3 separate regions of the Mus musculus genome follow, and regions 2 and 3 are each linked to region 1. The links are chromatin loops, found by intact Hi-C in ENCODE. Cell type or tissue: heart. All regions are shown on one strand. Links, peaks and the distances in the headings refer to the core of each region. The heading gives the core; the rest is flanking DNA.

Evidence for each region. Hi-C counts contacts between places; a loop is a spot of excess contacts. Peaks named below come from ENCODE experiments on the same cell type or tissue, not always from the same donor. Only the 100,000 strongest peaks of a DNase experiment are listed, where the experiment ranks them.
Region 2: a loop joins it to region 1, with 5 times the contacts of the local background. A loop is called at or near these places in 3 of 42 quality-filtered maps.
Region 3: a loop joins it to region 1, with 2.9 times the contacts of the local background. A loop is called at or near these places in 22 of 42 quality-filtered maps.

What each region holds. Positions count from the first base shown.
Region 1 is chr8:60,629,517-60,637,471 of GRCm38, reverse strand. It overlaps Mfap3l (microfibrillar-associated protein 3-like), which reads right to left and starts at 4,647. Exons shown (of 3, transcript NM_027756.5): 1 at 4,414-4,647. Gm34730 (a long non-coding RNA gene) reads left to right here and starts at 5,617. Exons shown (of 3, transcript XR_379010.3): 1 at 5,617-6,005. In heart, for the core only: a CTCF peak has its summit at 4,758; DNase peaks (open chromatin) are centred at 4,721 and 5,871; H3K4me3 peaks cover 2,262 bases; H3K27ac peaks cover 1,224 bases.
Region 2 is chr8:60,887,495-60,895,449 of GRCm38, reverse strand. Hpf1 (histone PARylation factor 1) reads right to left here and starts at 5,022. Exons shown (of 8, transcript NM_028299.3): 1 at 4,914-5,022; 2 at 1,590-1,749. The coding sequence starts at 4,961. In heart, for the core only: no CTCF peak of the experiment used is centred there; a DNase peak (open chromatin) is centred at 5,079; H3K4me3 peaks cover 2,098 bases; H3K27ac peaks cover 1,115 bases.
Region 3 is chr8:60,862,384-60,870,338 of GRCm38, reverse strand. No RefSeq gene overlaps it. Among named protein-coding and RNA genes, the nearest start is that of Hpf1, 24 kb to the left of the region's middle. In heart, for the core only: a CTCF peak has its summit at 4,617 (motif pointing right); no DNase peak of the experiment used is centred there.

The DNA of each region.
Region 1 (7,955 bases), core at 3,392-5,891:
TCATGATCCCATTGCTGGGCCTTAAGGACTAGCCCTTCTCAAATCAGGAGCCAAAAGAAATACTTTTCAACTAAGGTTGTTTCTGTCAGCCATTTGGTTTCAAGCAACAAGAAGTGTAATTAACACTGGAGACATCTCTAAGTTATAATTAACATGGGACTCGTCTATTTGCTTTCAGTCTTATAACCTTCCATAAAGAATTGTGAATAAAGATTTTCTTAAACTATTGATTGCACAAATACATGTGAATGATGTGATTTCAGAGATCTCATTGGTCATTGACTACCTTGGGGTAATTCCCTTAACAAACTGACCTGTGAAATTTGGGGTCTAACCACTGTGACGGTCTTAGCTCGGGTAGTTGAACACTTGGTCTCTAGCTGGTGGTGCTGTTTGGCGAGGTTGAAGAACCATTAGGAGATAGAGCCTTGCTGGAAGATGCCCTGCACCGGGGGAAGGCCTTGAGAATTTGTAGCCCTGGCCCCATTTGCAGTTCACTGTTTCCTGTGCATGGCTAAAGATGTAACCAGTGAGCTTCATGCTCCAGCTGCCTGCTGCATATAAGTCATGGAGTCTCACTCTGGGACCACAATCCAAAATCAATTCTTTCCTCCATAAGTCATGATTGGTCATGGTAAATAAAATTAAAAAAAAAAACCTAGTAGAAATATTTCTGCTTTAGTTCCATTTCTGTTGCCGTGACAGATACCCAGACAAAAAGGAGAATAGAGGAGGAGAGGGCTTATTTCGCTTACAATCTCACAGTCAGCAAGCTTCCTCCTCTTTTTACTGTTCAGTACCTAGGGAGTGGTGCCACCCACAGAGGGCCATGTCTTCCTACATCAATTAACAAATTAGACAATTCCCCACAAACATGCCCAGAGACCAACATGATCTAGATATTCCTCACTAGGACTCTCTTCCCAGGTTACTCCGGGTTGTGTCAAGCTGGAAGATAAAACCAGCCAATGAACTGTTTGTTTCATATTGCTGTCTAAAACCCTAAGCTTATTTCCCATTGTTTACCTATAATGGGATAGAATCCACCCTCCTTTGTGTGTAGTTTAATTCATCACTGCGAAGGGAATACTTCGTGTCCCTTATGCTGCCTCTGTCTGCTATCTCATTACACCAACTCTCCCGTTGAATAAGGCTGCATAAGCCTTCTATGGCGTCCATAAGAGATTACCACAGTTTTAGGGACTTTATACAACCCTCATTATCTTATTGTTCTGTAGTTTGGAAATTCACCACATGTTCTAGTTCTCTTTCAGTTGTAAAGTGTTCTGACCAGATGCCATAGGGAGGAAAGGGTTTATTTGGCTTTGACTCCCAGGGCACAGTCTATCATCACAGGGCAGGAACCATGGGGGATCATACTTCTTGCCTGCTTGCCTGCTGGCTTATTCTCTGACTCATGCCCAGCTACCTTTTAATACAGCTCAGCCCTCTTGGCTGAGGAATAGTGCCTCCCACAGTGGACTTGGCCCTCCTATGTCAATTAGTAATCAAGAAATTGCCCATATTAACCAGACTTGAAGTCTGTATTTTCTATACAATTAGAATTGACATTTAGAACAAAGGCTGTTCCCATTCAACTTTACACTTTGAGAATAAAATATATTTTATGTACTTGTGGTTAATTAGGGTGTGTGGTGTTTTTATTTATTTGCAAGGTTTTCTTAATAACAAAATCCATAATTTTTTTTAAAGGTCAATGCCTTACAGACCTGCCCACAGGGCTAATCTAGTCTGGGCAATTCTTCAATCATCGTTCCCTCTTAGGACATGTAAGCTGTCAACAAAAATCAATGTATCTATGCACACATGTATCTTAGTGGGCTAAATTTAGGGCACTGGTGGAGGAAGAATCGTCATCCTTGCTTTGCAACTGCCCACCATGGTTTGGGAGACCTTTTCATCTTCAAAGTTGGTAGCAGCCCATGGAGTCTTCCTCAAGACACTACCATAGAATTCTTCCTTAGCCTCTGTGAGCCCTGGGATGACACAGGACACACATGGACGATTCGGAATTATCTTCTTATCTCAAAGTTCTTCTTCAGCACATCCACAAGTCTCGTCATGACCATGCATGGAGACATTTTTCTGCCTACCATAAATAAGTTCTTTCTGAATACAGGACCCACTTCTCTGCTTTAAAAGACTCTGAACCAATTTTCAGTATTCCCAGAGATTAAGTACAAAGCCACCCCTTCCACAAGGGCCTTTCCTCCTCCAAGCCCAAGGAGGCCATTTTTCTCTGCCTCTTTTCAGGCCCACACACATACATGGACTGCAACGCTTATTTTCTACTCTAATTGATTTGTCTTCGGGCACATCACTCCAACTAGATGGTATGAGTCATGATGTCTTACTCATCCTTGCAGCTTATGAAGCCTGGCCATAAAAGTTTGTGGGGAAGAAAATTTAATGTGAAATTTTAATGCATGAAGAGGCCTCAGGTGGAGGCAGAAGCAAGACCAATAAATTTACAGAGCCTCTGTTTGGAGCATGAGTATTAAATGGCTCTGTCTGCCTTTAATTAGTTATAATCACATAACCAACCAACCCCTATTCTTTTAACCCCATTCCACAGAGGTATCACGGCAAATTTAAAACCAACCATTTGCACCTTAATGCTGATTTTTACTATATGTGACTGGCCATGGAAACTGTCAGAATTGTAAGTGTTCCCCTGGGTTTTGCTAGAAAAGACAACTTGTATCCCAAATGCTAGAATGAATTCTAAGTTAGGCAAACACTACTATCTACATATTTCCTGAATTCATACAAACACACTTGCTTAATGACGCTATATGACTTGGGCTGAGACTGAACAATTTGGTTACTGCAAGTAGCTACTTGGCATTTAAGTGTCTGGAAGTTCTTGAAGAAAAATATTGAAAGCTCAAATTAAACAATAGCTGTGGTACTTAAATAGTCTTAAATTTTTCAATTGTTAGCCAAAAAGGGTGAGGAGTGGGGTTTGAATAAGGTCACATGAGTGTGAGGAGATTTATTTTTAAAAGAAATGGTCTGTTGTGTTCATCTAGTGTCACTAGCAAACCCAGGGGGCACAGAAGTACAAACCCAGCAACACTTGTAAGACCTAGGTGCTCAGCCCCCTGCTATCAATCAGAAAGACACAGCTAAGGAAAGATCCCACTTGTCTCTTTCTAAACAGCACAAGGCATAGCTAGGTGGAGCAATCAGGGCACATTGTAAACGTGGTGCATCACACAGAGCCAGGTAATGTAACCAGTCATGTGCTGGGCTCCTCAAACTTGTAAGTATTTTAATAGATGAATATGGGTAGCTGTAGGGGAAAACAGTAACATTACCTTAGAAGGTACAGATTGCATTTTTGTGCATTAGCTCACTGCCTGCAAACTACCTTGCTCTAATTTAGTCTCTCCTGAAAAACAATTCTTTTTCCATCTTGCAGATTTAATCCTGAACATTTTACTATGTTGAGTGTAGTAGCAACTTTAAAAAAAAAGTGTTTTGCCTGGGGGGGGGGGAGTGAGAAAACTTCAAAAACCACTGTTTCTGCAATGCTGATTCCAAGTTCCTAATATAAAGCTAGAGCAAATAAAGATTGCTACAGTAACCACACTTTGAACAAGTGTCTTTCAAAACAATGACGACGGAGCCATAATATTTTCTACAGGGTGAGCAGCTGATGTACCTGCAAACATCTTCTTTTCTTTTTTCCAGTTTGCTTTATAAACCTTGGAATTTGCGATCCCAGGCTAATTTAAAGAGGGAGACAAGCAATTCTCGGGCTTAAAAAGGATTGACTCGGCATTTACTTTTTTAGCCAAAGAAGGACGTTCCCCCATTCCAGGCCACCAGACAATTTGGTGTCAACTTGCTATGGTGGGAAATGCGACAAACTCCAAGAGCTCTCAAGACAAGGAAGCAGCTCTTAGCACCAGCTGCTTCCCACACTCCTGCAGCATCAGGACGCGGCGCTTCGGAGCTCCCCACGCCGCCTTCCGGGCAAAGGCCAGTACACCCTTCCCTGTCTGGGGAAACTGAGGCACCGTGACAAGAACGATCCACAGCTGGGCGAAGAGCCCTGTCTCTGCGTGGCATCCTCCTTCTCCCGGGAGATTGGGAAGGCTCTGTGCTAACGCGCTGTGGACAGCGCGCCCCTGGCCATCAGAAGGTTGTGGCACGAGCCTTGGACGCGACTGTCCCCAACCCGCCGGTCTCCGCCCTGCATGTACTTCCAGCATCCTGCGACCAGCCACGAGCTGGGAGAGCAGGGCACCTCCAGGCGCGTAGCCTCGCCAGCCCAGGCGTCCGAAAGTTCTGCAGCTCGGGCGGCCGCTGACCACAAACCCGGTGCGAGGCTCCCTCCTACTGTAGCCCGCCGCCCAGGCTCGCCCGCCCAGTGCCCTCACTGACCTGACACCGCTGCGCCACTCGGGTGGTCGCCGTGCACCTCTCGCCATGGCCACCCGGGGAGCTCTGCAGCACCGAGCGTGTACCAACCTCCTCCGCCGCCCGCGCCTCTTCTCGATGCGGGTTACGAGCCCCGCCGCCGGGAGCCGGAGCTTCCCACCTACGGGCTCCAGAGCCGGCGAGAGCCGAGCATGCCCAGTGCGGCTCCCGGCGGCGCCGAGGTCCGGTGCACTCTGCACAACCGGGTTTTCGCCGCAGCCGCGGCCCGGGGCGGGCCGCTGCGGGTGGTGGGCTCCGCCCACCCCGGGCTGGCCCTGCAGTCTGCAGGGAAGCATCGTGCTCAGAGAGCCCGGCCTCTGGGCGGGACCGGGCGGCCACTGGGCGGTGCTCCCGCGCTCCACCCTGCCTCTTCCTCCAGACTCAGTGGTGCTAGGGCAGCGTGACTGGTAATTGTGGGGAGGCAGGGCGCTGCCGGCGTTGTCACCTCAACTTTCCGGAGCGTCGCGTCTCAGTGGCGTTCAAGGACACGCAGGCAAAGGCGTCTTCGAATGTCATCTTGGATGCCACGGGCAACCAGCCTACCCACGCATTAACCAACCTAGTCTCTAAGGCTGTCTTGTCACAGCACCTCGCGAGCAGGAGCATATGGGGCCTCCTAGGCGGCCGGCCGCGCTGTCACAGCAAAAGCACAGTGGACGCCTCGAAGTGGCACGACAAGACACAGCAGGGTGTTTGCGGTGGATTCTGAGTGGTGTGGTTCCGCGAAAATTTATAAAACTGCCCCTTAAAATTATTTGCAGTTTCGACATTCTCTCTAAAGAGCAGTTAAGTTGTTCTGATGAGAAAAAATAAGTATTCTAAAAATATTTTTACCACCTACATAAGTTTTCTGTGAACAGTCCTGCAATATTAGTGGATCTCTCCCCTGCCATCCCACACGCATTTAAATATTATGTACCTATCATCTATCTTTCTGTCTGTCTATCTATCTATCTATCTATCTATCTATCTATCTATCTATCTATCTATCTATCTATCTATCTATCTATCTATCTATCATTCTATCTATCTATTTAAGGGAGATCTTGTCAGTTTCTGGGACAGTGACCAAGCTCTTCTTCCCTGGCTCTTCTATCCTGGCCCCCTCCGGCCACGCCCCACACCGTGTTTTTTTTTTTTTTTTTTTTAAGAAGGGTAGCCCCGCCCCCACACCTATGTTGGTCATAGGCTGCTGGAAAAACACGGAGAGTTGGATTAAGCAAATTAACGCTACTAAAGTGGCTCAGGCTGTCAGACCCCGCGTATTCCACTCTGAGTTAGGAACAGCTGTCAAGATGACAGGAAGCTGTTAACGGGATAGCAGTCGACCTCCTTCTCTGTGACTGACAAACCCAGAGGCAAAGTATTGTCTGTGACCTCAAGCCCTGAGTTCCGCCGCAGAAGTGGCTGCAGGCAACTGAGCATGCTCTGAACAGTGCCAGACTGCTGCACGTGGTTGCCTCTGGCATCTGGCTGCCCAAGGTTGAGGAACATCAAGACACCAGAGCTCAGAAGACAGGAGGAGGGAGCTGCCCTTACAGCAAGCAATAGCATGGGTACGTGGGACGAACGGACGAACGCTGGTGCAGAGGGATTTATGTGCCAATGGATGCACGGGCTCTCGTTTCTAAGCATATCAAAACCTAGTCCTTCTCCAAAAGCCTGAGAAATGGAAATCATACTTGAACATTAGTTTCCATAGCATCTTAGCTCAACGAACCTCCCTGCCTCTTTCAAAAACCTAATCCGTTCAAGTTTTCAGTAACCATTCTGTACAGTTGTAGCTGAGAACCACACGGAATCTGTCTCCCTTTGTTCCAGTCAGTCATGTGTATTCTTGTAAAGTATTTTGGTATTCGCTTTGGTTCTATTTCTTTTCCTACCCACTCCTTTTTATTTTTTCCTGTCGCAAACCTGCAGAATACTCCCGTTCTATCTTAGAAATACTCGCTGCAGCATGCTTGTGTGTTTAACCCTCAGTGACGGAAGACTGGAGTGGGAAAGGCTACAGGAAAAGAAAAAAAAGAGTGCAGGATCAAGATGAATAAATTCAGCGAGAAGGAGGGAGAGAGGGTATAAAGGGACAGCAGGGAAAGGGGTGGAAGAGGTGAAGGGAGAGAGAGAGACTGTGGCTCACTGGGTTAGAAGAATGACCAGTGAGGTTCGTTGAGATTCTAGGAAACAGCCCAAATGAGAGTGGCTCTTTATGTCAGCCCCAGTTTAGCTTCAGAGTGGTTCGGGTCACCCTGTCTAGTGAAACTTTGCCTCCTTGAAAATACGCTTATGTGCTTCCCCTTTGAATCTGGGGCCATTTTAATTAACCCCATGGGTTTCTAGGATCTGATATTACTTAGGTCTAGAATACTGCACTGGATCTTGCTTGGATCTCCACAGACATGAGGATCAAAGTAATGAAGCCTGGGAACGGGTGGGCAAGGTGTCTCTTCAACAGCTATCTTGGAACTGATGTTTGAAGCTAACTCCTCCCCAGTCTACCTGTGTGACATGCACTTATAATCCCTGTCACCTTTCCTCCACATCCTGCTTCTTCATGCTCTCTTCTTTGCCCCAGCCAATTATCCTCTCTTATTCTCTCACCACTCTCTTCTCTCCTACTGCCTTGTGATCTCTCATCTTTCTGAAGATGGCTGTACCCAGTTGCTAGAATCTTTGCAGATGGGTCTGTTTTGATTGGTCAGTATCTAGTGTTTGTCCATATATGTCAATATTTTATTTCACCTTTATCCTGAACTGCATTTTTTTTCTCTACATATCCCTAAGTTCAGACTTTACGTGTAAGCTAACAAAACAGCCCAAGTGGAATGCCTCAGGAAACCCAAATCCAGTATGTCCTAAGCAGAGTTCATAAGCCATGATTGCTCTTTTGCTGTGTTTTCTAGAGAGCTTCCTGGTACCTCCACTCAGCCAGAGATCACAAATCTGGAAATGTCTAGGTCTAGTCACCTTGCTTTCTTCTGCCATCCTGCTCGTCACAGGCACCCTCCACCTGCCTGTAGGTGTGTCTTCATAGATCCTGTCCTTTGTGTCCCTACTTACTCTGCTCTCTTCAGCCCTCCTCATCACTAGACATCTTTAACCACAGACCTGTCTGTACTCTTCAACACACCCTCCTCTGTGCCTCCTTGGGTTTTTCCTTCTAAGCAAATTATATTACAGTACGTGTGTGCCTCACCTCTGAGGTGAGTTTCCAGCCTGATTCCCTAGCATGCAGTACCCTAACGAATCCAAATAGCCTGTTGTGCAAACTGACAGCCGCCCCATGCTTGTCACTTCTTTTGTTTCTCTGTCACCTTAATTCATTGGCAAAATCTTAAGCATTCAAGAGTGAGTTCAGACTGGCCTTCCTGTAGTGATTTCTACTTGGATATTTCATCTGTGCCTTGTCTCTTGTCCCCATTTTGACATCTGATCTTGATTTTTCTTTCCTTTGTCTTCTCTGCACTGTGGGGAAGTTGATAACCAGGGCTGCATCTCAACCATCTATG
Region 2 (7,955 bases), core at 3,597-6,096, 260 kb before region 1:
ATAAGTTTATGAGGCAACACTTTGTAGAGGCAAATAGAAACTAATGCCTTTCACCACGGTGGTATGGCTCTTTTCCTTTCTCTCTCCACCCTGCTCCCCCTTTTGGAGACAGGGTCTCACTATTAGCCCTGGCTAGACTAGAACTTTATATAGACTAGGCTAGCCTGGGAATCCGAGAACCACGTGATCTGTGCTGGGACTGCAGGTGTGAACCATCATACCCAGTTCTAAAAGATTCTTTTCCTTCCTTTTCCTTTTCTTGAGTCAGGGTTTAATCTATACAGCCCTGACTCTTATAGAACTCACCATGTAGATCTGACTGGCTTCAAACTCAGAAATCCACCTGTCTCTGCCTACCAGTTCTAAATTATTCTTAAGCAGTTGTTTTAAAGAACACTTTAAAGTCTGTAAAAATGTTTTTACTCAATGGAAAGGACATCAGTTGAACAGAAATGTAGCACTGAATTTATGCTTTCCCCCTTAAACTTACTACTGCATTAGCTTACGCTTAGAGCATTTCTGCCTTTCCTTGGCCCCAGCCAAGCTGCTGTGCACCCTTCCAGGCCTAAAAGCCATGCACTTACCTTACCTCACCACTATCTGCTATAGCTACAAACATACAGGTTAAGGAGACAACATAGATTAAGGATAGAAAACAAAACCAAACCAAACCATTCCCTTTCCTTCTCATGAGCTGTCACTCCAGGTCTTTAGACTTCCAACTTCAGAGTGTCTGCAGCTTTCCTAGGAGGGTTACAAACACTGAAGCCATTTCCCTCTCCCTGTCTCTCTCTCCAGTAAATAGCCTTGATGCAAATTCTTAGTTTACCTAGTCCATTAAGACACGTTTATAGACGTAAAATGACAATATATGCACCCGCTCACTTTCCTTAATTCTGTATTCCTTAAATGAAGGAGTGTCCTGAAACTGCTTGCCTTGGCCAATAGGTGACAGTAGCATATTTAGCATTATGGTTTGTATATGACCTTAAACCAAAGCAGCTCATGTATGGAAAGCACAGTCCCCAGCTAATGACATGAGTGTGACTAATGGTTACATGACCTTGAAGGGTTCATCTTATCCCAGGACTCTTGCTCCCTAATGCTCTTTGCTTCCTGTCTGACATGAGGTAGGCACTTTCTGACACATCCTCATGACATAAGGTATCACTGACCCCAAAACAATAGAGCAAACTAACCATAGTCAGAAACTTCTGACCTGTCCCTGTCCTCCTGCTGGGTAAAACCATGATGTAACGGACGCTGTCCTCCTGCTCGGCTGTCTTTTCACATCCCAGCAATGAAGTTGACCGACAGAAATATTAACTTGTTCTCTGACTACATACCTCACTCACTAGAAAGAACTGTGGGAATGTTCTTTTGTCTTCTCTTTATTAAGATGGTCTCACTGTGTATCCTAGGCTAGCCTGAAACTTACTCTCAAACCAGTATCTTAATTGCTGAGACTATAATAGGCATGTCACCATGTGTGGCTAAAACCACTTTCTCTATGAGCTGTTTCTGTCCTTCCTCCAGTTTCCTGTCATCTCTTGCAGTCACAGGAGCAGAGAGAGACTAGACAGACTCACCAGCTGGCTTTTCAGGATCAAGCTCTTCACAGAACTTCCAGAAATGATAGAAATCTTCAGGCAGTGAAAGCTTATAAAGATTTTCCACTTCTTTTCGAAGGTCACTGGAGACATCAGCCTCAGAAAACTTACTCTTCTTCACCTCAACTGTCTTTTCACACTGAAATTGGCATATGAAACTTAAGTCCTCCCAACGAACTTCAACAACCACCCTTGCACACCAATATTGCTTACTGGCCAGTTTATGGGCACCATACACATTTTCCTAAATACCTTATGATTGTGAAGTGTGTGTGTGTGAGTGGCTGCTGTTGAGGCTAGAGGAGAGCACTGATCCCTGGAGCTGGAGCTGGGAGTTGCCCAACAGAGTGGACACTGTCCTGGGTCCTCTGCAAGCCCAGTGCATGCTCTTAGCTGCTGAGCCATCTTTCTACCTCCATTTTAACATGTTCAAACAAACAAACAAACAAACAAACAAAAGCAATAACAAAAGCATGAGCTCGTGATACTTAAGTAAACTCCAAGAGATTCTTTTGTGCAAAGAACACAGTTTACACGGTGGTCAAAAAATACCACCCAAAGCATGTCTCTAAATGTGCTTCTCCATAGCAGAGACAAACAAACCAAGAAGAAACAAAGGGAAAATGTAAAGCTGTCATAAAGGCATAAAAGTTTCAGCTCTATTTTGGTACCAAGATGCCATCACATCATCAGGCCTTTCACTTAAACAGACTCATCACGCACACCAGAAGCAAACGATCACAAGTAACTGGATACAAAGGACTTATCAGATAAAAGCTGTTTCTGTTAAGTACAAGGGCACACACCTGTCATGTTATTACCCAGCAACCATAGCACTTAAGAGGACTGCCTGAGCAAAGCCATCGTCGGATACATCTTTAAGAACAAACAAAACGAATGTACAATGGCACATATGCATGAGTAAGCCAGGATGAGACCAATTTCTTTGTATTCTAACCTAAAACATAAATAATGGGGGAAAAAAGCTGTTTTTTCAGGAACTCCAACCATAGTTAGGTCTGCACTACTTACCACAATCATTACTACCCTTCCACTTAAAACCAGATAACTTCCTTTTGACATTCCAAACAAAAAGAGAGGAGAGGTATGGTATAGTTAAGGATCAATATGGGAATATCCTCTGAGCTAAAAACCATGTCTTTCGGAAAAGGCTTTGTAATGCTAAGATTTGCATCTCTAGCACCCATGCAAATTAAAGGTTAAAGGATGCTATTGGAAACTGGCTCAGTGCTACCAAGGCAACTTGCTTACTTTGCGTATCTGTCTTGTTTTCTAAGTACAATCTCTTTCTTTCTGGGAACTTAGATCCTTGTGGTTCTGAATCCAGGCGAAACTCGGCACATTCTACCCGCAGCAGGACCAGCGGCACCTAGTGCTGCAGAGGCTAAGGGATACAGCTCAACGCCGCCCAGTGCGCGGGAGAGCTGCCCTCAGCAAGCCAGTGCCGCTAGAGTCGGCATTTCTCACCCAGGTGTTGATAACTACATGTTCTCAGGGGTCCAACCATATGTATTGGTAACTGTCATTCCAAGCCTACACACTGTATGTACAAGTCAGGCATCGGGTAAGAATTGTTTTTGACAGCACTGTCCTTAGGAGGTTGAAATGCCAGCCAACAGGAAAATAGATAGTTACAGGGCTTTCAAACACTGGGGAACAGTAACTAAATGAAAGAAAGAGAAGTACAGTTAGACAACATGGCTCAATCTTTGTATGATGTTCAATTAAGAAAACCCCCCAAGATTAGATAGATGTGTGGTGGTTTTAAACAGAATAGCACTTATAAATTTGAGTACACCAAGGAATGGCAGTACTGGGAAGGACTAGGAACTGTGGCCTTGGTGGAGGAAGTGTGTCACTAGGGGATAGATAAGACTTTGAGGTTTCAAAAAGCCCATTCCACGCCCAGAGTCTCTCCCTTCCTGCTGCCTTCCAGTCTAGATGTAGAACTCTCTGCTTCTCCTGCAGCATACCTGCCTGCCTGCTACCACGCTTCCAGCCGTGGTGATAGTGGACCGAACCTCTAAAACTGTAATCAAGCCCCAGCTAGGCACTTTTTTTTTTTTTTAATGGTCATGGTGTCTCTTCACAGCAGTAGAATACTGACTAAGACAAGATGTACCATAAAAGCTTTTTAAGGAAACAACAAACTCTACAAGAAGGCAAGGGTAACTCCAACTTCAGGGTGATAGCCACAGTGACTAGAAGCGGCAGGAAATGCTTAGGCAAAAAGGAAAAGGCACCCAAATGGGTAGATGCAGAACTGTGGGAGTGGTTTTACATACAACGTATTTGGTCACATTGTCCCCTTCCCTAACTCCACATGACTTCAGGGACTGAATTCAAGTCATCAGTACTATTACTCTCTACGTCATCAAGCTGGACTTTGTTTAAGACAGGTCTATTGTAACCCAGGCTGGTCTTGAACTTGTAATGTAACTGAGGAGGACACTGAACTTTTGGTCTTATTGCTTCTGCCTGACAAGGCTGTTCTCTTTAAACCACATTTTTAACTTGGTGTTGTGAGAAAACACAACACAACGAGAATAATACCTATGTTCGCCATCCACTGGCCGTTAAGCCTTAGCAATCGCCTCACCCTACCCAGTTTAAAACATAGCTGGTGTCACTTTTGTTAAACGTTCGTTTCCCTGCTTAACTTCTCCCATTAGCTACTGTATGCTTAAGGAACCCATGAAATCATGTAAGAGTCCAGACTGGCCAATCTATCACTCATCTGAGAACCCGTATCCCTTACACTTCCAGGTCAGGCTACCAAAGTAGCCGGGCAGTGGTGGTTCGTGTCCTGGAGGCAGAGGCAAGAGGGTCTCTGTGATTTGGAGGCTACATATTGAGTTCTGATCTACATATCAAGTTCCAGGACAGCCGGGGCTACAACATAGAGACTGTCTTAAACAAAAGTCTTTAATAACTCCAGGGCTTGTTAATTCCAGCATTTTCTTTTACACACCTGCGTTAACCCCAAGCAAAAAAAAAAACGAAAGGTGAAATGTTTGTTCGCGTGTGCCTCGCCGCCCTGGCAGCTCCTCCAGTTTCCATCAGCTGGTTAGTAAGTGAATGAGTGAGTGAGTGAGTGAGTGAGTGAGTGAGTGAGTGAATGAATGAATGAATGAATGGTCCGTCCGCTGGCTGCAGAGCTTCGTGGGAACTGGGCTGGCGCTGGAAAGGAACGACTTCCCCGGGCCATTGCCCCGCAGGGCGGCCCTCGGCTCCTCCACGGCCCATAGCGTCCCCATACCCAGCGCATCCCGCCTCGCCTACCTGCGGTCCCGCCCCGGCCGTCCGGCGCTTCCCGCCACCGCCAACCATCCCGCAGCCGCAGCGAGCGAGCCAAGGCCCGCGCTCCTGCCGCTTCCGAGCGCCCGCTAGTGCTTCCGGGTTCAAAAGCCGCCAATCCGAGCTGCCGCTTAGCCACTCAGAGGCGCCAATTTAGAGACCAGGCTCCGCCCCCTGAGACGGAGGAGGACGCAAGGCCCGGTCCGCAGACCTGGGGTGGCCCCGCCCCCCCGAACGCAAGCACCGCCCCCTGAGCTACATCCGGGGCCCCGCCCATTGCCTAGCGCCAGCGTGCGCTAGAACCTAGACTATATGACTATTGAATTTGGGTTCTTAAGGAGCGATAAACTTCGTCCTCATATGCTCAAGAGAGATAGCTTTAAGATGCTGCCTCACTTCAGCCTTTTCGTTTTCTTTGTTTCTACTCATTTAAAGAATTAATTTTTTGCACTCCATCCCTTTCTCTCTTTTTTTTTTTTTTTTTTTTTTTTTTCCGAGACAGGGTTTCTCTGTGTAGTCCTGGCTGTCCTGACTCAGAAATCCGCCTGCCTCTGCCTCCCGAGTGCTGGGATTAAAGGCGTGCACCACCACCGCCCGGCTTCCCTTTCCCTTCCTATTGCACTATTGTCTAACACTAAGTAAACCTATCTTTTCTCTTTTCTTTACCTCCCTCCATTTCCTTCCCTTTATCTTCACATCCTCTCTCTCTCTCTTTCTCTCTCTCTCTCTCTCTCTCTCTCTCTCTCTCTCTCTCTTCTCATTTCTCTGTTCTTCATTCCTAATACAATTCGTTTTTTGTTTTTGTTTTTACAAATCTTGGCTATGCTTAGTGTAAGCCCTGTACCACGAGCAGCTGCAGCACCCCGAGCCAGTTTAAAAAGGCACACTGTCAGGCTCTACCCAGAGCTTAAAAATCAGAATCTGACTCTCAGGAAGAACACAGTTTGGAAGACACACTCCTCCACCACCTTCCCCTTCTCTTCCTTATTCACAATTTGTATACTCTCATTTTGTGGAACATATCCTTGGTTTTAAACTTATTTTATTTTTAGTTATATGAGTGTAGATTTGTAGATTTGTGTGTGTGTGTGTGTGTGTGTGTGTGTGTGTGTGTGTGTGAGCGCGTGTCCCACAGATGGCAAAAAAAAGGCATCGGATTCTCTGGAGATAGAGTTATAAGTGGCAGTGAGCCACTCGACGTGGGTGTCCTGCAAGGGCAGTGTATTACTCTTCACCACTGAGCCTTCTCCTCCGGTTTTGAGGAGCACTTCAAACCAGGGGCACAGCTGCTCCCTTGCTGTAACTGGGGCGGGAGTGAAAGAGAAAATAAAAGACCTAAAGGTCGCACTCCCTCCATCCTCCTCCTACCCCACTCATGTACTCATCTGGTACATGTTTCACACCAGCTGAAAGAATTTCAGCACACCTAACAATACTTGAAAAGACTGTGATAATATAGGCTAAAGTCTTTAGAGAGCTGTTTGAAACAAGAGTGTGGAAAACAGCCAATAACCCATACTTGGGATTAGAATGTTTGTTTCCATATGACCTTTCATACTAACCTTTATCTCATTCACAATCCTAACCAGTGCACCTCTTAAACTACTTTATAATCTCATTTACAAAACGAGATTCTTTAAAATAAGCGAATCCATTCTTTTTACATTTAATTTTAAAACTTTAATCTTTGAGGCTGGTTATAAATTACATTATTTGAACAATGTAATTTCAAAATCTCTATCAAATATAGATTTTTTTTACAAAAAGACATTAAAGCACATCTCTTTCTTATCCTGTTTTGTTTTTGTTTTTATTTATTTGTTTCATTTATTTTTGTTTTATCTTTTTTTTTTGTTTGTTGGTTTGGTTTGTTTGTTTGTTTTGGTCAAGTTGACCTAGGGTCACCTGGGAAGAACCTCAATTGGGAAAATGCCTTTATCACATTGCCTGTAGGCAAGTCTGTGAGGCATTTTCTTGATTAATGATTGATGTGGGAGGACCCAGCACCCCGAGGGCTTTGGTACCCCTGGGCAGGTGGTCCTAGGTCCTATCAGAAAGCAGACTGGACCAGGCATGAAAGCAAGCCCCGTGCTCCACCGTGGTCTCTGCTTCAACTATTGCCTCCAGGTTTCAGTGTGAGTTCCTGAGTTCCTGCCCTGACTTCCCTTCATGGTGGAGAGGAAAGGGCTTATTTCTTCTTATAATGCAAATGTAATATCTTTTTAATTACTTGTTTTGTATTGGTATTGAGTGTACCCCTTGGAGCCCAATAGAAGAAAGGCTGGAAATCTGAATAATCTCAGAGTGTGTCCTCCATGTAAACAGGTTCTCCAGGGAAATAGCCCATAGACATTCATTCTTTGTCTGTCCATTTTGTCTGTCTATTCACCTATTCAGTTCACATGATGGTCGAGAAGTTCCACAGTTTTCTCCAACTTGGGAACTCAAGAAAGCTACTTCTGTAGTTTGAAGCTCTGGAATCCAGGATGCTGGTGCTTAGAGTGGAGTTTTGGGCCTTAGAAATGAAAACTATAATCACTGAACACAGGAATAGAAGGATGACAAAGCTCGAGAGTTCTAGCTGGGGAAAGGGAATAGAGCAAGGGAAAAAGAACAAGAGGAGAAAAGGAGGAGGAAGAGGAAGAGGAGGAGGAGAAAAAAGAGACTTTCGTTTTATCCAGACCCTGAGTGGACCTAATGGTGCTCATTAACACATATGAGGATAGTCTGTTTTATTCTGTATTTTACATACTTTTTATGCATTGTCATCTGGAGTGATGCTAATGAACTTTATATTACATGAAATTTCTATGATGACATCAGTACCCAAGATAAACAACTTAGAGAGAGGGAAGGGGATTTCTTTTGGCTCAGGTTTTCCATTCATGTAGAGAGAATCTCTTGTGCACTGTGTGGAAGCAGCGGCTGTCAATAAAAAGCTGTTAGCCTATTCAGCTTCGGCAAGAAATAGGAAGAAGGCATTCCAGCAGGGAGAGAGGATTCTGGGATGAGAGTCAGATGAGGGGA
Region 3 (7,955 bases), core at 3,597-6,096, 230 kb before region 1:
CACTCTTGCAATGATATCTCATTCTTTGATATATCTGCAATGTTTGCAGAATCCAAAAATGTAATAAAAACACACTAAATAGGTAACTGGCTCTGTAAACCACAGAGCCTCATGCAAATGTCTTGTTGGCTCATGCAGCACACATGTCCTTTCTACTCTCATGCTATTTCAGAGGTCAGACAGGATTAGTCCCTCTGCTTCCCTGGGTTCTTCAAAGTTTCACATGAAAAGGTAGCTGGTGGGCATCTTCTGTATCCTAGGATAGACAAAGCCTCCTTGTCTGTATGCTTGACCCAAGGTTGGAGGTTGATAGGAAAGGTAACTGCAAGAAAGCAAGGATTTGCCTTTAAACTCAGATCTTCCTGTGCACGCATGAGCAGTGATGGCAAAAATATGCAGACTGCAGTGATTGACCTGGCGGGTCAAGGTGAAACCAGGCTAGTGCATTAAAATAGACACATGGCCAAAGAGAATGCATTGGAGCACAGCCTTATAGATTCTTAATAATGCCCACAGTGCACTCACCTCATTTAACCCCTTTTTATCTAGAACAAACTTTTGCTAATCAAGCAAATGCCAGACACATACTTGTATAATTCCTGTTCCATATTTGTGTACCTTTCAAGACTGGAATCAAGAATCAGATTCCCCCCTCCCCCGCCCCCCAACTGTCTCTTCATATGGCCTCTACACAGAAACGACAGTAACTCTGTGAGGCTTGTGACTTTCTTCTAGATGTACACCACCAGTAGGTAAAGCCATCCCTTAAACACAAAAGCTCTTCCTCCCAGGTCCTCCCACCCAACGGTCATTCCCAGTCCCCTCCCTTCTCCATTTTGACCCCATGAATTTTATTAGAGTTACTTACAAAGGTATGCGCCACCTACCAGTGCTTATGCCTCTGCATCCCTGCCTACCTAGCAAACATGAACTATCTCTAGATCCTTAGGGAGGGGTGGGGCCTCATGAGCCTCTCCCAACTCCATGCAAGGAATGGAAGGCCTACACAAGATCACAGCAGTCACGAGTCCTTATTTTTACAGAGATTAATGTACAGGCTGAAAGTTGCCAATGGTTTATAGCCATACAAGGTTGGTTTTGAATGTTTTGTAAGTGGATCCTCTTGTTTCTACCCTTTCACGTACTCATGGAAAAGAAAGACCCAAAGATAACTGGGCATCTAAGCTAAGAATCTTCCTTCCTCTCTCTTGGAAAATAGACACGATCCCAATGTGTTCCCTGGGAAGTAGGCTCTGAAATGGCTGTCAGCAGGCAGGAAAGTCATTGGTGCATACTCAGCAGTCACACTCAGAGGAGGAACAGTGCAAAGGAAAAGGTGGGGCTCTAATGAAGTCTTTACATTTAAAACTGTATGCTTGTGCTTGCATTTACATTGTGCATGTTTATATGGAGGTCCAGGTCCACTGCTGCTGTAGCAGTTAGAATAGGTATGGCCCCCATAGATTCATGTTTGTGAATGCTTGGCCTATAGTGGGTGGCACTATTAGGAGGTGTGGTCTTCTTGGAGTAGGTGTGGCCTCCTTAGAGGAAGCATGTCACTGTGGAGACAGGCTCTGAGATCTCAGATGTTTAAGCTCAGTGGTACATAGTGTTTCCCCTGCTACCTGTGGATCAAGATGTAGAGCTCTCAGCTCCTTTTCTAGCACCACATTGCCCGCATGCTGCCGTGCTTCCTACCAATGATGAGAATGGACTAAACCTATGAAACTGTAAGCCAGCCCCAAATGAAATGTTTTTCTTTATAAGAGTCACCCTGGTCATGGTGTCTCTTCACGGCAATGGAAACCCTAGGGAGGGTGCCTTCCTAAATCTCTCTTGATCTTATTTTGAATCAGGGTCTCTTGTTGACCCGGGAACTCACTGACTCAGATAGACTGGTTTCCCAGTGAGCTTGAGGGCTCTGCTTGTTTCTACCTCCCATTGCTGAGATGGTAGGGCCTCTTGTCACCCACTGAACTATCTCCCCAGCCCTGGATTTGCATTCTTGCATCTGTTTCCTCCCTAGAAACCAAAAGGAAAAAGAGAGAGACAAATGGACTAAAGCTGAACACAGTAAACTCCCTACCACCTCTGAAGCAGATAGAAGAACATTTATTTCTTTTCCCAAATAAAAGGGATTTTTTTTTCCTCCTTGTGACCTTGAGGTGGTAAAGACCTGTGGATGTCTCCAAAGAGATGAAATGGTTTTGTGAAACACTGTCCTGTCATCTGCTCTGGAATGAACTACTGAGCCACCAAAGGACACTTCACTCCTTCTCCTCCTCATATTTGTTTCTCCTGTAAATGGAAATTAGGTTTTTTTCCATCTCTCAGACGCGTCTATGCAAAACTCTCCAGCCGTGTCCTCAGCTGGCCTCCCACATTCGGTTGTCTCCCTCAGCTGACAGAGTGAGGTTCCTCATTCAGACTAATTTTAGCTCTCAGACAATTCAAAAGGCTGGCATTTGTTCTACAGGCTTGATGATTCTTTCTGCTTTGAGGCCAGAAAAAAAACATCTATTTTTATTTCATGCTAGTGATTGAGATATGGGCATGAAACAAGCAGGGCATTCAAAGTAACATTTCTCATGGTTTGTGTAGCTCCTAAGATATCCCAATGTATATTCACACTCCTTCCTTTTTACCTAAAAATGTGTGACTTCTGTTTTTTACTTCCCTTAATCTGTTGAATATATTGTTGGAAATGTGTGCTCTATTTATGTTCAGCTCAGAGCCTGGAATAGACACAATGCTGAGGATAGAATTCTGCACTGGATATCTGCCTTTTGCTCCTCCAATAATGGGCTTTCAGTTTTTCCAGAAGATTCTTCTTGGCCTAACTTTGGAAAGCTACTGCTATAAAATAAGCCCCCTTACCGGGTCCCAGGAGCTACAGAGAAGGGAGGTCAGCATAAAGGAAGTGACAGGGATGCATACTTTTGGAGTTGGCTTTTTTTTTTTTTCTTTTTCTGGTTTCTACAAATCCAGCATCATCTGTGAGATGCATGTAATTGGAGAGTGCTCCTGTGTTTTGTTCAGGCATTTTACAACCTCCTTTCCTTCACCACTTTAAAAAATGTCACCATCAAATCTCACCAGCATCATCTTCAAATAGATCTAGAGTTCTGCTACCTCTGGCCATCTCCTTATTCACTCCCCACCCACCCAGGTTCTAGCCAACAGTGGTTCTTGCTAGAATACGACTGTAGCCTTTTGATGTGTATCCACACTGCTGTGCCTGCTTCCGTTCAGTCCTCTCTTCACATGCAATGTGAATTTTTTTATATATAAACAAAAGAATACTCTATCATGTTAGCATTCATTTCATGAGTTCCCACTGCCTTTAAGACAACACTCAAAGCCCACCTGTGCTCCTCAGAGATCAGCATGACTTGGCTTCTCTGTCTCTCTGTCTCACTCTGTCTTTCTCTGTCTCCTCTCTCTGTCTCTCTCAGTCTCTCTGTCTCTCTCTTTCTCTCTCTCTCCTTCTCTCTGTGTGTATGTGTATAGGCACTCATGTGACCCACGTTGGTTCTCTCTATCCATGGACCTTGGGTTCTACCATAAAGCTCAGCTTGTTTCACAGTACTTTTGCCCCCTGTGTCCCCTGGCCCATGCTGACCTGGCTTACATCTGCAGTCTGCCACCCTTCCTACTGCACAGAGTCCCAACTCTTGTATATTTTGTTTTTCTTACTTGAAGTATTTCCCCACCCTGCCTTAATCTGGTAAATTCTTTCTCAGGTCCCGTCCATAATGTAGCCCTCTACACAAAATCTGCCTGTCCTGTTCATTTACCGTGACCACCACAGCCAGTGCCATCATGACTGACTGTTCAGCATTCAGCTCAGGATGGTTTTCCTATCGTTGATTTCACAGAGAAGTAGCTGTTCTTATTGCTGGTGTATGCTCTGTGTCCGGCTCAGGGTCTGGCACCTGATCACTGCTCCAAAGATATTTCTGGAACCAAGTAAAAAAAGCAGAGTTTCAAGGAGTGTGGTACAATTTACCAGGAAATGTGGGTTAAATCTAGACGAAAGAGGATTTTCATTCAGGTTGCTTTCTTAGGTTTTTTTTTTTTTTTCCTTTTACATAGGCTCTCTCTGTACATCCCTGGGATGTCCTGGAACTTGCACTGTAGACCAGGCTGGCCTCGAACCCACAGAGATCTGTCAGCCTCTTCCTCCTTTGTGCTGGGATCGAAGGTGTGCAGCACCTCACCTGGCCCCGTTCTGTATTTTTTTGGATCTGAAGCTTTTCAGCTGAAGATAGGTAGATTGGATGTGGAGATTTCTCATAATGGAGTTGAAGTAATGAAATGTAGGTGACCATTCACTCAATAAGTTGCTCTGAGCAAGGCTCCTTCTGGCCTTGTAGACAAACATGGTCCCCAAAGTAGAAGCAGCACAGCCTTCTGGGACAGAGTGATCCTGTGAAACCTCAAAGCTGGATACATCTGTACACTCAAGGAACAGCATCCACTTAAGTGCCCTCTGGTCTTCCTTCCCCATTATGCCAGCAAATATAAAATATATAATGCAAAAACTGAACATGTAGTCAATTACAAAATGACAGATGAACTTGACTAGACTCCAGGTTGCCAGTGACCTTGTCGACCACAAGAGGGCGCTGTTTAAACTCTTGTTCAACTTGGGGGAACAATTGAAGGAAGAAAATTGGCAATCTTAGGGTTGGCCAGATGGACACCTATTTATATGATAGTGACTCTGGAATTCCATTTATTTTTATGCTGTGAAAATTTCATTTTTTCTCATCTGCAACAAAATTTGCATTTTAAATGGCACTATTAAAAGTAGAGAATTGTTTTTTGTCTTAAAATCTAATTTTAAGTCTAGTTTTGTGTGGAAAAAAATATAAGCAATTCATATAGGTGAAAAATAGATGATAATTCTTCCAAAATTAACCTATTTCTATTTACTTATTTTCTAATTATACAGACTCATGAAGAAATAGCTTAAAAATACTTCTAGCAGTTATGTGATTTTAAATATTTAAATATATGCAATTTTTAGATTTAAAAAAGAGATTTATTAATTATGGCTAGAGGACTGTTTTTTTAAGAACATCAAGATGTAATTATATACAAATTTATATACCATGAGTCAACTGTACAGTGGCTGTATCTGCCAGCCTTCCTGGTACGTAAGATGTAGTTAAATTGTCTGAAGGGATGTGACTCAAGGCTAGAAATATGTTTTTCTACGTAAGGGCTACAGAGAGAACACACTGTAGATTCAGTGAGCAGCAGTAGCCACTAGAGTAATAGCTGTTTATGTAGGCTAGACCCTGTGCTTAAAGCACTTTACGTGGACGAAGTCATTAATTCCTCACAATGTTGGGAGACAGATGGTACTGTTTTCATTTCAAAGATGAGCAAGCGGAAAGGTTAAGTGACTTGTACAAGATTAAAAGCTATTAAGAGACGGGGCCAGGATTTGAACATCTCTCCTCTGAGGCGCTTAGACAGAATTCTCAGTTGGCAGATCCGGCTGAATCAAATTATCCAGCGACAGGGATAGAATCCTTCTCGTCCGGTAAGGTGCCAAATCTGTACAGCTATCCTTATTTTGAACATCAGGATTTGGCTAAGATAAGATTCTCTGCCTCGGGCTGGAGAGATGGCTCAGTGGTTAAGAGTACTGACTGCTCGTCCAGAGGTCCCGAGTTCAATTCCCAGCAACCACATGGTGGATGGGATCTGATGCCTTCTTCTGGTGTGTCTGAAGACAGGTACAGTGTACTCATATACATAAAATAAATAAATAAGTCTTTAGGAAAAATAAGAAAAAAAAAAAAAAAAAAAAGGTTCCCTTCCTCTCAGGCCCGTGATCTGGAGCTCCAGACACTATTGGGGTAGTGCTGTCAAGGAGGACGACTGCAGATACACAAATGAGAGACAGGCAGGGACATGGAAGGCTTCGGGCTTCTGTGAGAGCCCTGACACCCCCAACCCGGCTCCCAACACACAAATAGCCAGAAATGGAAGCCATCAAAGAGAACTCTTACAGCCGGTGATAAGGATGCTGAAGTGCGCCTCTCCACAGATGATGGCCTCAGACCCAGGGTGCAGGTGGAGAGCACTCAGTTTTCTCTAGCGGCAGGCGACTGGGAGCTGAACCACGCTCTAGTAGGTATGTGGACAAACCAAATTGGACTTGTTTCTTTTCTTGTTATTGCCACCTTGGTGGGAGGAAGTCGCAAGGGCAAAGGGGCTGATGGACATGAAGGACTGGGAAGCGAGTGTAAGCGGGGACTAGGAGGTGAAGTTCCCAGAGAATCAATAAAAATACTATTTTGGAAAAAAAAATTCTCTCTGTCTCATAAAGTGCTTCATGGAATGGGTGCCCGTGTTTAGGGTGACTGTCGGTAAATAGGAGGTGTGGGAAAGAGGACGGTTTCTGCTGACTCACTTGTGTGATGTCAAGCTTTATAGGAATACAGACAGACTTATATCTGAATCATAAAAATAAGACAAAAAAAAAAAAAAAAACCAACCAAAAAACCAAAAAACAAAAACAAAAAACCCTCAGACAATATCTAATGTTATAAAGAGAAACCACCAAAATGTCCTAAGAGATTACTTCCAAAATAATTTAATTAAATAGTCCTGGAACCTGAGTGTGTTTTAAACAAGTGTTCAAATATGTTTTATGAGAGAATGTTAAATATTGTTTTCCTGGCTGGGGCTGAAGGTTATAAGGGAATCAGAGGCTCCACAGCCATTTAGGTGATTGCTGGAGCTCTCCTGTATTTTCTCCCTCCCTCTCTCCTGTATCTTCTCCATCCCCCTCCCCTCAGCCCTCCTCCTAGCCTTAGGAAACATTGATATTTCTTATTGGAGGATTTGGTTGTTGTTGTTTTTTAAAGTCAATTCTAAACATAAAAATCAAAGACTCAGGTCTTGAAAGACTCCGAGAGGAGCCCCTCGCTCAGGCCTCAGGACAATAGCGGACACCCAAGAACTCACGACAGACCGAGCTTGTTGCAAACCACATGAGGCTTTATTCGGGAAAGCCAGAGCTCTGGGGACGACTCATATCCCATGCAGGGGTAGAGGAGTCGACCTCGAGGGGAAAGAGTTCCCAGTTTTTATAGGCCCTCAGGGGGGAAAGGAGAAGGGGGAGATTAGGGGATTTCCAGATCTAAACAATGTCTATTCTCAAGAAATGGGTATGGGAGGGGTACAAGGAAAGAGTCTAATGAAGGTGCAGCAATGGGCACACACCTGGCCAGAACATTGGCAGACACACAGGTTCAAGGAGTGGCCAGAGCATTGTGCACCTCTATTTTTCTAAATCAGTGAAGCTAGTTCTGCTAACACTGACATCTATCTTGCCAATTTCAGGGCTTCTGTGTCCTTTTACATTCTGCCAGGATCTTTCAGTCTCATCCTTTCTTTTGTCTCCTCAGGCCTTCCAGTTAAGGTTTCCTAATGAGTGGGCTCAGAAAAGAAAACATTTAAAAAAGAATGGTTGGGAAGCGTAGTGCCCTAAGATCCCTGTGTTTGTCCTACTGGCTGTGGCTTGAGTAAGGTTTATGTCCCGTCGAAAGGTTGAAAGTTCAGGTCTTGCCATCCTACTGTCCTGGACCTTTATGTGCTATGTCAGTTGGAGGTATGCCGTCTAATGAGCTTTTTGAACCTCAGTTGCATTTTCTGGTTTTTGTTTTTCTGTGGTATTTTTTCAACTCTGCTCCCAATGGCTATCCCTCATAGGGCTTGTCTCCAAGCTGGAGCCAGTTTGAATACAGGGAATTTAGCTATGTTTAAATTTCAGGTGAACAATACGCGTGCTTTTTCAGTTTAAGTGTGTTCCCACTATCTCGTGGCAATATTGTATTAAGCAGTACTCATTTCGGATCTGGTATTCAAGTAGAACAGGGTGAGCTGGACTTGTGTTTGCTAAATGTGACCACCCTCCATCCCCGTTTCCTTAT